2 separate regions of the Homo sapiens genome follow, and region 2 is linked to region 1. The links are chromatin loops, found by intact Hi-C in ENCODE. Cell type or tissue: heart right ventricle. All regions are shown on one strand. Each heading gives the region's core, and the rest is flanking DNA. Links, peaks and the distances in the headings are about the cores only.

Evidence for each region. A loop is a pair of places that touch in the nucleus more often than their neighbours do. Peaks named below come from ENCODE experiments on the same cell type or tissue, not always from the same donor. Only the 100,000 strongest peaks of a DNase experiment are listed, where the experiment ranks them.
Region 2: it touches region 1 in a loop (2.4-fold over the local background); 16 of 110 quality-filtered maps call a loop at or near these places.

Annotation. Positions count from the first base shown.
Region 1 is chr1:204,940,457-204,943,370 of GRCh38, forward strand. The region is part of intron 2 of NFASC (neurofascin); the gene reads left to right. Among named protein-coding and RNA genes, the nearest start is that of CNTN2, 100 kb to the right of the region's middle. RefSeq lists a silencer at 1,380-1,479. In heart right ventricle, for the core only: a CTCF peak has its summit at 1,461 (motif pointing left); a DNase peak (open chromatin) is centred at 1,445; H3K27me3 peaks cover 330 bases.
Region 2 is chr1:204,884,217-204,887,130 of GRCh38, forward strand. The region is part of intron 1 of NFASC (neurofascin); the gene reads left to right. Among named protein-coding and RNA genes, the nearest start is that of NFASC, 57 kb to the left of the region's middle. In heart right ventricle, for the core only: no CTCF peak of the experiment used is centred there; a DNase peak (open chromatin) is centred at 1,414; H3K4me3 peaks cover 453 bases; H3K27ac peaks cover 2,500 bases.

The DNA.
Region 1 (2,914 bases), core at 195-2,694:
ATAAATTAATTAAATTAAGTGCACAATTCAGTAGCATTTGGTCCATTCACAATGTGTGCACCCACAACTCTATCCAGTTCAAAACATTTGCATCTCAAAAGGAAACCTCATACCCATTAACCAGTTTCCCTCCTTCTCCCTTCCCCTCTGCCTCTGGTCACCAAAGACAATCTGTGTTTTGTCTCAGTGTATGTATCTATTCTACAGATAAGACCTAGACATGTCATATCTATGGGATCATTCCCTGTGACCTTTTGTGCATGGTTCTTTCACCGAGCGTGTTTTCAGGATTCATCCATGTTGGAGCATGTCAGTATTGAATTCCTTCCTATGGCTGAGTCATATTCCAGGGTATATACATACTGGAATTTGTTTATCCATTCATTCCTTAGAGGACATGTGGGCTGTGTCCACCCTTTGGCTGTTGTGCATGATGCTGCTGTGAACATTTTGTGTACATGTACTTGTTTGATGCCTGTTTTTAATCCTTTTGCACATATACCTTAGAATTGCAGAGTCATATGGTAATTTTATGTCTAACTTTTTGAGGAACTGCCAAACTATACATTTCTTTTTTAAATAGCAACCTTACTCTGGTACTTTTCCTGTATATACAAAGAGAAAAATGGGTGGAAAATCCCTGGACTAGGAGTCAAGAAACCTGGGTTCTTTTTCTACCTTTGCCACTAACCAGCTAGGTAAACTCAAACCAGTCACTTCCCTTCTCTCGGCTTTTGTTTCTTCATCTGAAAAGAAAGGGGATTGGATGAATCTAGTGTTCTTTAAATTCTTTTCCTCTTGTAAGGTTTTGTTGGAAAAACTGGGTTCCAGAGAGGAAAGAGGGAGAGAATTGCTACACAGCTAAATGTGATTATCTTGAGATTCTTTTTCCACTCTATTGCTAAATAGTGAATTTAAAATATCCCATACAATTGGGCTTTTTTTTCTTGCCAATGTGTATCTGATTTAATGAATAGCTTCTGGCTTCCTAATTCTATCAAGAGTCCCAAAATAAAATATCCGTCTCTTTCCCTTCACTTCCTACTGCTTGGCAGCTCCTAAACCAAACATGGTGGTCGTGGAGCCCGGATGGGAGCCATCCCTGCTGCCCCTGCTGTGCCTTCCTCTATCGCAGGTTCCCTCAGCACTAAGGGTTCAGTTGCCTGATCTGAGTCTGGTCTTTGGAGATGTATAAGCCAAGGAGAGGCATTAGTGGATTCTTTCTGCGACAGTATAAGGACCATCTTAGAGAGTTGGGAAGGTGAACCAAAGACCTCCTGTGATGCCTTCTAGCCAGAGGGTCCCTCCTTGGGAGATTTTCTACTCTCTTAACCCTCTTTCAGCTTGTTGGTTTCCTCTCCAGAGAGCACCGTCTGTGTAGGGGCGGATTTTTTTTGTTCCACTAATGAGTAGCCTTCACAGTATGCCACCCAGGTCCACAGCATGTGCTCTCCTGCGCCGCCTGGTGGTTTTCTGGGGAAACGTGAGGTTTTAAAAAGCACATGATGGTCCAAATGGCTTCTTATTTCATCCATTTAATCATTCGTTCATTTTTTCATCCATCCATATGTCGATCCCTCTCACAGTTTTGAGGATCTGCTATGTTTTAGGTACTATGGTCGATTCTAAGAATAAAACAGTAAACAAGATAGGGTACCTTCCCTTATAAAAAAGCTTTCATTTTCATAGGGGAGATAGACAAGTGGCTTTTGGAATGAATACAAAGTGAAATGTGCCATAATGGGGGAAGTAAAGGGTGTGCAGGAGCACAGATGAAGGACACGTATGTCATACCTGGCAAATACTAACGAGAGAGGGCAGACACAGAGTGTTCTAGACCAGAGCTTAATGGTGCAAAAGTCAGTAAGCAAGACCAAGCATGATGTACCGAGGGAGCTGGTAGAAGAGCAGTCTTGGCTGGAACACAGGATGCAAGGGAGAGATGAGCAGTGAGCTAGCAGAGGGGATGCATTATGCAGGGCCTCTGAGCCATGTCAAGGACACTACCTTTAACTCCCAAGCAGCAGTGAGCTATTGAGAGTTGCACTAGGGGAGTAGCACATTTCTGTTTGCCTTTAGAAATAACAGCTTTGGTTATGAGTGGAGAGTAAATCAGAGGGGCATATCACACTGCATCCCATAAATGCGTACAATTATTATGTGTCAATTAAAAATAATAAAGTAAAAAACAAACCACAGGGGGGAAAAGTGGACCTGGAGAGACCACTTAGGAAGCTGTTGCAGTAACTCTGGCATGAAATGTTGGTGATCAAAACCACGGTGGTGGCAGTGGGAAAGGAGGCAAGTGGAGGAGTCCAGAAATATACACAAAGTTGAGGTTTGGTGCTGGGCCCAGCTTCTGGGAAAGAAACTGCAAAAATGTGAATAAGAATCCTTTAGTTTGCCCCATATCCTGGCACAAGGGAAGTCCCTTGTCCTATTGCAATAATCAGTGACCTGCTTTTTGCTCCAGGTCTCCAGAAGGATGGCCTTGTCTCCCAGGATCTCTCGCCCCCTCAGAGAGCAGGCACTGGAGTCCTGTTCTTATCTTCTGCACCCTCAGTCAGGGTGGATAGGAGATGGTGCATGTGCACAATTGAGAGTGGGCTTCAATTTGCTGCCGAATAAAATAGGAGCAGGAGAATGATGTGTCCATCTGATAGGTAGCTATGAATCTAGGAAAACTGGAGGAATTCTGGAGAAGCCACCTCCTGCCTTCCTCTTTGACTTGCCACCACAGTAGAATAACAAACTGGACCAATTTTTTAAAGTGTATGTTTCAGAACCTCAGGCAATCTTAAAGCACTCTATTTGAGTCTCAGCTGTAGGCCATTCTTGCTCTTCTCTTTCTAGAGGAGGAGAAGAAAGGTTTGTCTCTAAGGATCCATTCTAGGTTCCTTGGACAACCATTTTT
Region 2 (2,914 bases), core at 187-2,686, 56 kb before region 1:
AAGCCTCAGGGTAGCATCTATATGTAGGGCAGCTTGTACAGAAAGGCTGCTGGGCCTGGGGAGAAGGAGGTCTATGCCACTCAAGGTGCTACCTTTTCTCTGTCAGCTGCTTTTTCCACCTCCCTCTGGTTCTTCAATGGTCAGCAATCTCATTGGTGGTCCCTGAAGTCAATACCCCTTGGGTATTGAGAGCCTCTTCTTCCCTGGCCCTGGAGTTTAGGAAGGCAGGCGAGGGAATGGAGCTGAGGTAGAGAGAACCACCTGCGGTAGAAGATAGGCTGAGGGTGTGTTCTAACTTCTTAACTTGGCAGGGAGTGATGTCTGGATGTTAAGACCTCTGCTTTTGGAGTCCAGGACACCTAGATTTGTACCTGAGCCCCTCCCCTGACCTTGAATAGGCTACTTACTTAGCCTTTGTGAGCCTCAGCTTGAAAAATGGAGTTAATAGCCCCTCGCACATAGTACTGTTCTGAGGATTAGCTGAGGTCGTGCATATCAGCAGAGTACCGTTTGAGTGCCCAGCACACAGTAGGCATATATGATCATGTGATAACATCACCATCACCATCACCACGTGATGGCTGGGTGCCTGCACTGCACCCACCAGCATGCTGGGTGCTATGGGAAATAAAGAGAGTGCCACACTTCAGCCATAGAGCGCATGGTCTTACTAGAGAGAGAATCACACAGGAAAGAGAGGATGTGCCAAACTAAGATTGAGAGATTTAGATTATGGGATATTGGGAGAGATCCATAAAGAAGTAGCTGGGCACAGTGGCTCACACCTATAATCCCAGTACTTTAAGAGGCTGAGGCAGGAGAATCACGTGAGACCAAGAGTTTGAGACAGGAGGATCACTTGAGGCCAAGAGTTTGGGCAACATAATGAGACCCCCATCTTTTTTTTTAATATGTAAAATAAAATAAACTGAAAAAGATGATTTTAAAGACCTTTTGAGGAGCCCAGGGTGGGAACAACTTGATAAATATTCAAAATAATATTTCACTTTTAGTATCTCCTCTCACCCACCCATCACCCCTAAAGTGAACATTTTAGAATAACACAGTGTGGAACAAGGAGGAAATTGTTCCAGCCGTGGGCCAGCAGAAGTCCTGAGTGGCCAGGAGCCCGGGGAATAGAACCCTTCACCTTCACCCTCCCCTTTGCCCTGTGGGGGGGGAAGCATGGTACACTGGGCACCTCCTTGCCAAAGTCCAGAAAATCTGTGTGGCTAAATGGTGAAAGAATTTTCCACCCTCTTTGCCCTCACTGGACTTTGTGGGATGCTAGAAATATTTTGCAACCCACCGTCAGAGAAAGAATTGACCAGGGCTGGTGCCAAAATATTCAGTACATTCAAAAGAGTCTTTTGTTTTATGAAGAAAGTGACTGGGCTGGGAGCCTCGTCTTCTGATTTGACATCACAGCCTGGTGGGTGGGGCCTTCTACTGATCCTGTCCCCACTCCCTGGTTCAAAGTTCCTTAGCCTAGTGAAGATTCTTTAGGAAAGCTAAGTTCTGGTTCAGTTTGTGAGTTCCATAACCTTAGACACATTCTTCACCCCCTTTGGCATTCACTGCTCATCTGTGAAATGGTGAGACTATTCCACTCCTGTCGAAGGGTGAGTTCTTGTTCCCCAAGAATGACCTCTTGTTCCATTTCCAGCTCTCAGGTCTGAGCTTGCATGAAGTGAGTGTTGCCCCTTTCCAGATGGGCACTCTGTGATGTCAAACATGTAATTCTGTCATTATCCGAAACACGTCTGAGCTATGCTTTCGAAATCGCTTTCGAGGCTGCAGCACATTCTTTGAATATCCTCAGGGATGGGCAGTCTTCTTCCTTTTAGAGGGAATTTGATTTCTGCAAGCCGCCTAATCAGGACAATAAGTCTAGGCTCAAGCTAAATGAAGATACTTTTAGTTCCAAACAAATGAAGCTGATTTCGTTCAGCTTCTAAACTGACTCAGCAGTCGGTTCCAAATAAAGTTTCAAAAATGCTTTAAGCAAGAACTGCATCATTAAAACAGCAGGTGGTAGGCTATTATAACTTTTAAGGACAGCACTCATTTGGACTTTTAAAAATTATGATTTTTAAAAAAAATTAATTTGCTACTTTATATTTACATCTCATTTTTGTAAAAAGTAATTATTCTCTTTATTCCTATTCATTTGCTAATGTGTTTTTATGTGTCTGGCTGTTTATGCTTTTTATTTCCATAAAAATGTGGCTTACTCAGATCACTATTAGCTATAAAAACATAAAATGTCCTAGCTCAGTGGTTCTCAAACCTATCTCAGCTTGTTCAAACCTAGACTGCTGGGCCCACACTCAGAGTTCCTGATTCGGGAAGTCTGGGAGGGGCCCAATAATTTGCATTTTTCATACGTTCCCAGATTCTGCTGCAGGACCACAAGTTGAAAACCCCTGGTCCAGCTGAGGTGCTTTGGTCATCTAGTTCAACCCCCTTGTACAAATCAGTAAACTGAGGCCCAGGGAGACGCAACTCCCTTGCCTAGTGTTATAGAACTAGTTACTGACAAAGTTGGAACTGGAGCCCAGGGATTCTGTATGCCCATTCTAGTGCTCTAAAATGATCATTTCTTGGTTGAAGACTTCTTAGCATGACTGTAGGTTCTTACCATTTTGCAGGACCCTATCGAATTCAAATATTCCAGCCTGTTATCCTTTTTAGCACAACTGTGTCATGATTTTTATTTCATCACAGGAAGAGCCTGTGTTTAATTTGCCTCATTAAAAAAAATTGTGATAAAATATACATAATATAAAATGTACCATTTTAATCATTTCAGTTGTATGGTTCTGTGATATTAAGTACATGTATGTTGCTGTGTGCATCTACATTGCCGCCATCCATCTCCAGAACTTTCTCATCTTCCCAAAATTAAAACTCT